2 separate regions of the Homo sapiens genome follow, and region 2 is linked to region 1. A link is a loop called in an ENCODE intact Hi-C map of the cell type or tissue named here. Cell type or tissue: adrenal gland. All regions are shown on one strand. Each heading gives the region's core, and the rest is flanking DNA. Links, peaks and the distances in the headings are about the cores only.

Region 1 (2,916 bases), core at 324-2,823:
TAGTTGAAAATAATTTTATTGAACCTCCCCATGGGAAAACACGTGTTTATTACATGTGCGGCTTTTGTGACTCTTTAACCAGCCCCGCCTATAACCAAATATAGTCATTCCTGTGGGTAAAATGTCACTTCCTAACTCTAAAAAGAAAGGTGAAACTTTGAACATTCATTTAGGCATATTGGCAAGTTTTTCTTTCCCCCCAGTTCTTTTAGCAGTTGGTAAAAATCCTTTCTGAGAGCTAGGCTTTTAAATGGTTAAACAGTAGTTTACTGTGAGGGATAGAATTATTTTTCTTATATTCTAAATTTTCTCCAGTGAGCTTATACTTTTTTCTTAAAATAATAAAACATATTTTGTAGCTATCTTTATATTTAGATACTACTATTCAATTGGATAGTATTGTGCTACTATTCAATTGGAAAAAGTTATTTTTTAAAATTAAATATATGTTTTAGGATCGTGGGAATTTGAGGCTTCTTAAGAATTGAAATAAGCCTTGAAGAAATACGTTTTATTCTCTTCTGACTTTTTTAAATTGGTTGCTTTCGTTCATTTCTGCCTTTTATTTCTGTAGTTGTATTTTGTATATATTCCATTGTCTTATTTTTTTACTCTTCCCCTTTTCATAGGTGTTATTCCATTGTTTTAGAACAGTGTTTAATCATTGTGATATCAGAAATATCATTTATTCATTTAGTCATAGAAGCAGCTGCTAGGTAGAGTCAATGTTGTTAAAACACAGACCAAAGAGTAAATGGTGGAGAAATATATACATGTATATGTTCTTTTTTTTTTTTTTGAGAAGGAGTCTTGCTCTGTTGCCCAGGCTGGAGTGTAGTGGCACAATCTTGGCTCACTGCAACTTCCGCCTCCCAGGCTCAAGCTATTCTCCTGCCTCAGCCTCCCAAGTAGCCAGGATTACAGGAATGCACTACCACACCTGGCTAATTTTTTGTATTTTTAGTAGAGATAGGGTTTCGCCATGTTGGCCAGGCTGATCTCAAACTCCTGACCTCAAGTGATCCACCCACCTCCGCCTCCCAAAGTGCTGGGATTACAGGCGTGAGCTACCGCGCCCGGCCTGTATGTTCTTATTTATACAATCTATTTGGGCTTTAACATTTGGCACTGAATATGGTTTGGGGTGTTTTTGTTTGTTTTTTGTTTTGTTTTGAGACAGGGTCTCACTTTGTCACCCAGGCTTGAGTGCAGTGGAGCAAACAGGGCTCACTGAATCTTGACCTTCCAGGCTCAGTAATCCTCCCACTTCAGCCTCCTGAGTAGCTGGGACTACAGGAGCATACAACCATGCCCAGCTAATTTTTTTTTTCCTTTCTTTTGAGACGGAGTCTTGCTCTTGTTGCCCAAGCTGGAGTGCAATGGCATGATCTCAGCTCACTGCAACCTCCACCTCCCAGGTTCAAGCGATTCTCCTGCCTCAGCCTCCTGAGTAGCTGGGATTATAGGCGCCTGCCACCACACCCGGCTAATTTTTGTATTTTTAGTAGAGATGGGGTTTCGCCATGTTGGCCAGGCTGGTCTCGAACTCCTGACCTCGTGATCCGCCCACCTCAACCTCCCAAAGTGCTGGGATTACAGGTGTGAGCCACCATGCCCGGCCTAATTTTTGTATTTTTTGTAGAGACAGGGTTTTGCATGTTGCCCAGGCTGGTCTCGAACTCCTGAGCTCAAGCAGTCCACCTGCCTTGGCCTCCCAAAGTGCAGGGATTACAGGCATGAGCTGCCACACCTGGCCCATTTTGAGTACTTAGCATACAATTCTTAGCCTTCTGCTTCTTCCTGATAAAGTTGTAATCTGAGAAATTATCTAGTTTCAGCCTTTAATAACTAAATCTTCTCCATATTTCCCATGTCACATTTTTTTCCTATTGTCACATTGCGGCTTCCTTTTTTTTTTTTTTTTTTTTTTTTTTCTTTTTTTGAGATGGAGTTTTGCTCTGTCGCCCAGGCTGGAGTGCAATGGCGCAATCTCGGCTTACTACAACCTCCACCTCCTGGACTCAAGCAGTTCTCCTGCCTCAGCCTCCCAAGTAGCTGGGATTACAAGCGTGTACCAGCATCCCCAGCTAATTTTTGTTTTTTGTTTTTTTTGAGATGGAGTCTCACACTGTCACCAGGCTGGAGTGTAGTGGTACAATCTCAGCTCACTGCAACCTCCACCTCGCAGGTTCAAGCGATTCTCCTGCCTCAGCCTCCCGAGTAGCTGGGACTACAGGTGCACGCCACCACGCCTGGCTAATTTTTGTACTTTTAGTAGAGACAGGGTTTCACCATGTTGGCCAAAATGGTCTCGATCTCTTGACCTCATGATCCGCCTGCCATGGCCTCCCAAAGTGCTGGGATTATAGGCGTGAGCCACCACGCCTGGCCTAATTTTTGTATTTTTAGTAGAGACAGGGTTTCTGTATGTTGCCGAGGCTGGTCTTGAACTCCTGACCTCAGGTGATCCACCCACCTCAGCCTCCCAAAGTGCTGGGATTACAGGCATGAGCCATTGTGCCTGGCTGCATTGCGGCTATCTGCTGTCTTCTTTCTCGGTGCGTCTGTCTGTCCTCCAGACCTCTTAACTTTTATCCTTGGAATGCTCCAGGACTTAGCCCCTGGATTATTTCCTTTTCTAGACATTCACTCACTTGGTGATCTCATCTGGTCTCATGACTCATTACTTGTATGCTGATGACTGTCTTTTGGGCATTTCCACTGGGATGTCTAACAAGGCACCTCAAATTCAACATCTTCAGAATTTCTGCTTCTCTTGAGATCCTTCCTATAACAGTTAATGGCAGTTCTATCCTTCTGAGACTCATCCTTGGCTTCCCTTTTTCTCACACTGTCCAGTCATCTATCAGCAAGCACTATCTTGAAGATACATCCAAAATTCTACCACTTCTCACT
Region 2 (2,916 bases), core at 264-2,763, 300 kb before region 1:
GATTTGTTTTTCACACCTATTATCCCAGCACTTTGGGAGGCAGAGCAGGAGGATCGCTTGAGCCCAAGAGTTCAAGACCAACCTGGGCAGCATAGTGAGCCATGTCTCTACAAAATATTAAAAATAATTTAGTTGGGCTAGGCATGGTGGCTCACGCCTATAATCCCAGCACTTTGGGAGGCTGAGGCAGGCAGATCACTTGGGGTCAGGAGTTCAAGACCAGTCTGGACAACATGGTGAAACCCCTTGTCTACTAAAAATACAAAAACTAGCTAGGCATGGTGTTGCACATCTGTAATCCCAGCTACTTCGGAGGCTGAGGCAGGACAGTCACTTGAACCTGGGAGGTAGAGGTTGCAGTGAGCCAAGGTCCCGCCACCGCCCTCCAGCTTGGGCAACAGAGTGAAACTCGGTCTCAAATAATAATAATGATAATTTGGCCGGGTGTGGTGGTGCATACCTATAGTTCCACCTACTCAGAAAGCTGAGGCAGGAGGATCGCTTGAGCCCAGGAGGTCAAGGCTACAGTGAGTTGTGATCATGCCAGTACACTCCAGCCTGGGTGACAGAGCAGATAGAGATGATTGTTACTAAATTTGTGACATTTAATAGATGTAAAGCTCAGTTGAAAAGTGGCAGATTTGGGATTTAAAATAAGATTGTATCATCTTCTTTGATAATCTTTCACTTTGTGTTGCTTTGTAGTCATCATATATTCTATCAGTTCATTTTTCCAGGTTGTCAATAAATATAATAAATAATACTTTGATTTTTTGGCTAGCTTTTTCACATATATTGGTAACAATCTTTTGACTAGACATTTCTAAGTAATTATGACTACCAATAATTACACAAAATCCCATTTTTTTGGTCACAATGTTAAATGAGACTGAATCAGACTTGATGGTTTCTTCAAAGTAGTTTTTCAATACCACAAAACTGAAACTCTCAAGTTATTTTCAGTCACCACAATCAGTACAGTTGTGGGGTGTGTGTGTGTGTGTGTGTGTGTGTGTGTGTGTGTGTGTGTTTTGGTTTTTTTATGAAACAGAGTTTTGCTCTGTCACCCAGGCTGGAGTGCAGTGGCACAATCTCAGCTCACTGCAACCTCTGCCTCCCGGGTTCAAGCAATTCTCATGCCTCAGCCTCCTGAGTAGCTGGGACTACAGGCGTGTGCCACCATGCCTGACTAATTTTTTTTTTTTTTTTTTTTTAGTAGAGACGGGGTTTTTTAGTATAGACACGGTTTCACCATGTTGGCTAGGCTGGTCTCAAACGCCTGACCTCAAGTGATCCACCTGCCTTGGCCTCCCAAAGTGCTGGGATTACAGGCGTGAGTCACCACCCCCGGCCTGTATAGTTTAAATTGTTGTTTTTAAAGTATATGTTTTCAAATAGTTTCAAAATCTTGCACAAACATCTAAGTATGAGAAGCCTAAATTCTGGAACCAGACTTTTAAGCAAGTTATCTATGATAATAATGTGTCTCAATTGCCTTATCTGTTGGAAAAAAAAAAATCTTCCTCATAAGAATTTTTTGGGAGATTAAATAAGTTAATACATTTACAGATCTAAGAAAAGTGCCTGGCACTGGTTAAGCACAGAGTAAATATTAGTTCGTATTGTTGCTGTTATTATCCCATAGACTTATTTAATAAAATGTCTGCTGATGGAGATGAGTAATCTCATTAATCTAATTAAATTAATTTTCCCTTTAATTGGAATTTTAAGTTGCTTTCTTTTTTTAGCATGTTAATATTTTATAGGTACAGGCAATTAAACTTCTGGTAAGGTGGCTGTTGGGTATGAAAAACAACCAGTCTAAATCTGCCAATTCAACCCTTCGGTTATTATCAGCGATGTTGGTTAGTGAGGGTGACCTGACAGAGCAAAAGAGGATCAGGTGAGATTTTTCTTTCTTTCCAGTTTTCTTAGTGCTGAAATTTTGGTGGAATTTACATAGGAATTATTTACCTAATGAATACTGAATGGTGTAATTACACCATGATCTTCAGGGTCAGATCTTATGTACTCATTTAGGGTTTGTCTGTCTGTCAGTATTGTTATTTTAATAGTGCCAATATATTTTTCTTCATTCCTAAAGAAGAGGAACTTTTTCCAGTAAATACATAATCATAATCACTATATTGTACTATTACAGTTAGCATCAACATTTGGTTCAATTAAACAAGTATTTGTTAAACTTCTACTTCATAAAACACTGTGAAAAGCATTGCAGCAAAAATAAGTAGGAAAAGTCCCTGCCTTCAAAGAGCATCCCTGTATTAAAGCGATTAAATAAGTGGAGTGACTTGAGTCCCATGAAAGTAATAAAAATTTAAGTGGCAGCCAGGCGCGGTGGCCTATGCCTGTAATCCCAGCATTTTGGGAGGCCGAGACGGGCAGATCACGAGGTCAGGAGTTCAAGACCAGCCTGGCCAATATGGTGAAACCCCGTCTCTACTAAAACAAAAAACAAAAATTAGCCAGGCATGGTGGCACATGCCTGTAATCCCAGCTACTCAGGAGGCTGAGGCAGGAGAATCGCTTGAAACCAGAAGGCAGAGGTTGCAGTGAGCTGAGATCGTGCCACCGCACTCCAGCCTGGGCAACAGAGCGAGAGCCTGTCTCAAAATAAATAAATAAATAAAAATAAAAATTGCAATGGCAACTCAAGGGAGAGTTGAAGCCTTCTTGTTGTTCTACAGATTTGGGTGTGTACACTTGTATGTGCACACAGAGATTGTTTACATTGTTACACATTTTCACTTTTAATCTCTAAAATTGCCATCTCATTTTAAGATGAAAATAGAAGCTCAGTTTTTCATGATCCTGGTTTCTGTCAAATTCTTGATTTAGTAGGGGCCAAGATTACCAACATAGATAACTAAAGTATTCTACATATGATGCATTCCT

The links. Hi-C counts contacts between places; a loop is a spot of excess contacts. Peaks named below come from ENCODE experiments on the same cell type or tissue, not always from the same donor. Only the 100,000 strongest peaks of a DNase experiment are listed, where the experiment ranks them.
Region 2: it touches region 1 in a loop (7-fold over the local background); 1 of 110 quality-filtered maps calls a loop at or near these places.

Annotation. Positions count from the first base shown.
Region 1 is chr4:39,566,162-39,569,077 of GRCh38, reverse strand. The region is part of intron 3 of SMIM14 (small integral membrane protein 14); the gene reads left to right. All of the region lies in intron 2 of UGDH-AS1 (UGDH antisense RNA 1), which reads right to left. Among named protein-coding and RNA genes, the nearest start is that of UGDH-AS1, 40 kb to the right of the region's middle. In adrenal gland, for the core only: no CTCF peak of the experiment used is centred there; no DNase peak of the experiment used is centred there; H3K27ac peaks cover 484 bases.
Region 2 is chr4:39,865,848-39,868,763 of GRCh38, reverse strand. It overlaps PDS5A (PDS5 cohesin associated factor A), which reads left to right. Exons shown (of 33, transcript NM_001100399.2): 23 at 1,767-1,903. Among named protein-coding and RNA genes, the nearest start is that of PDS5A, 110 kb to the left of the region's middle. In adrenal gland, for the core only: no CTCF peak of the experiment used is centred there; no DNase peak of the experiment used is centred there.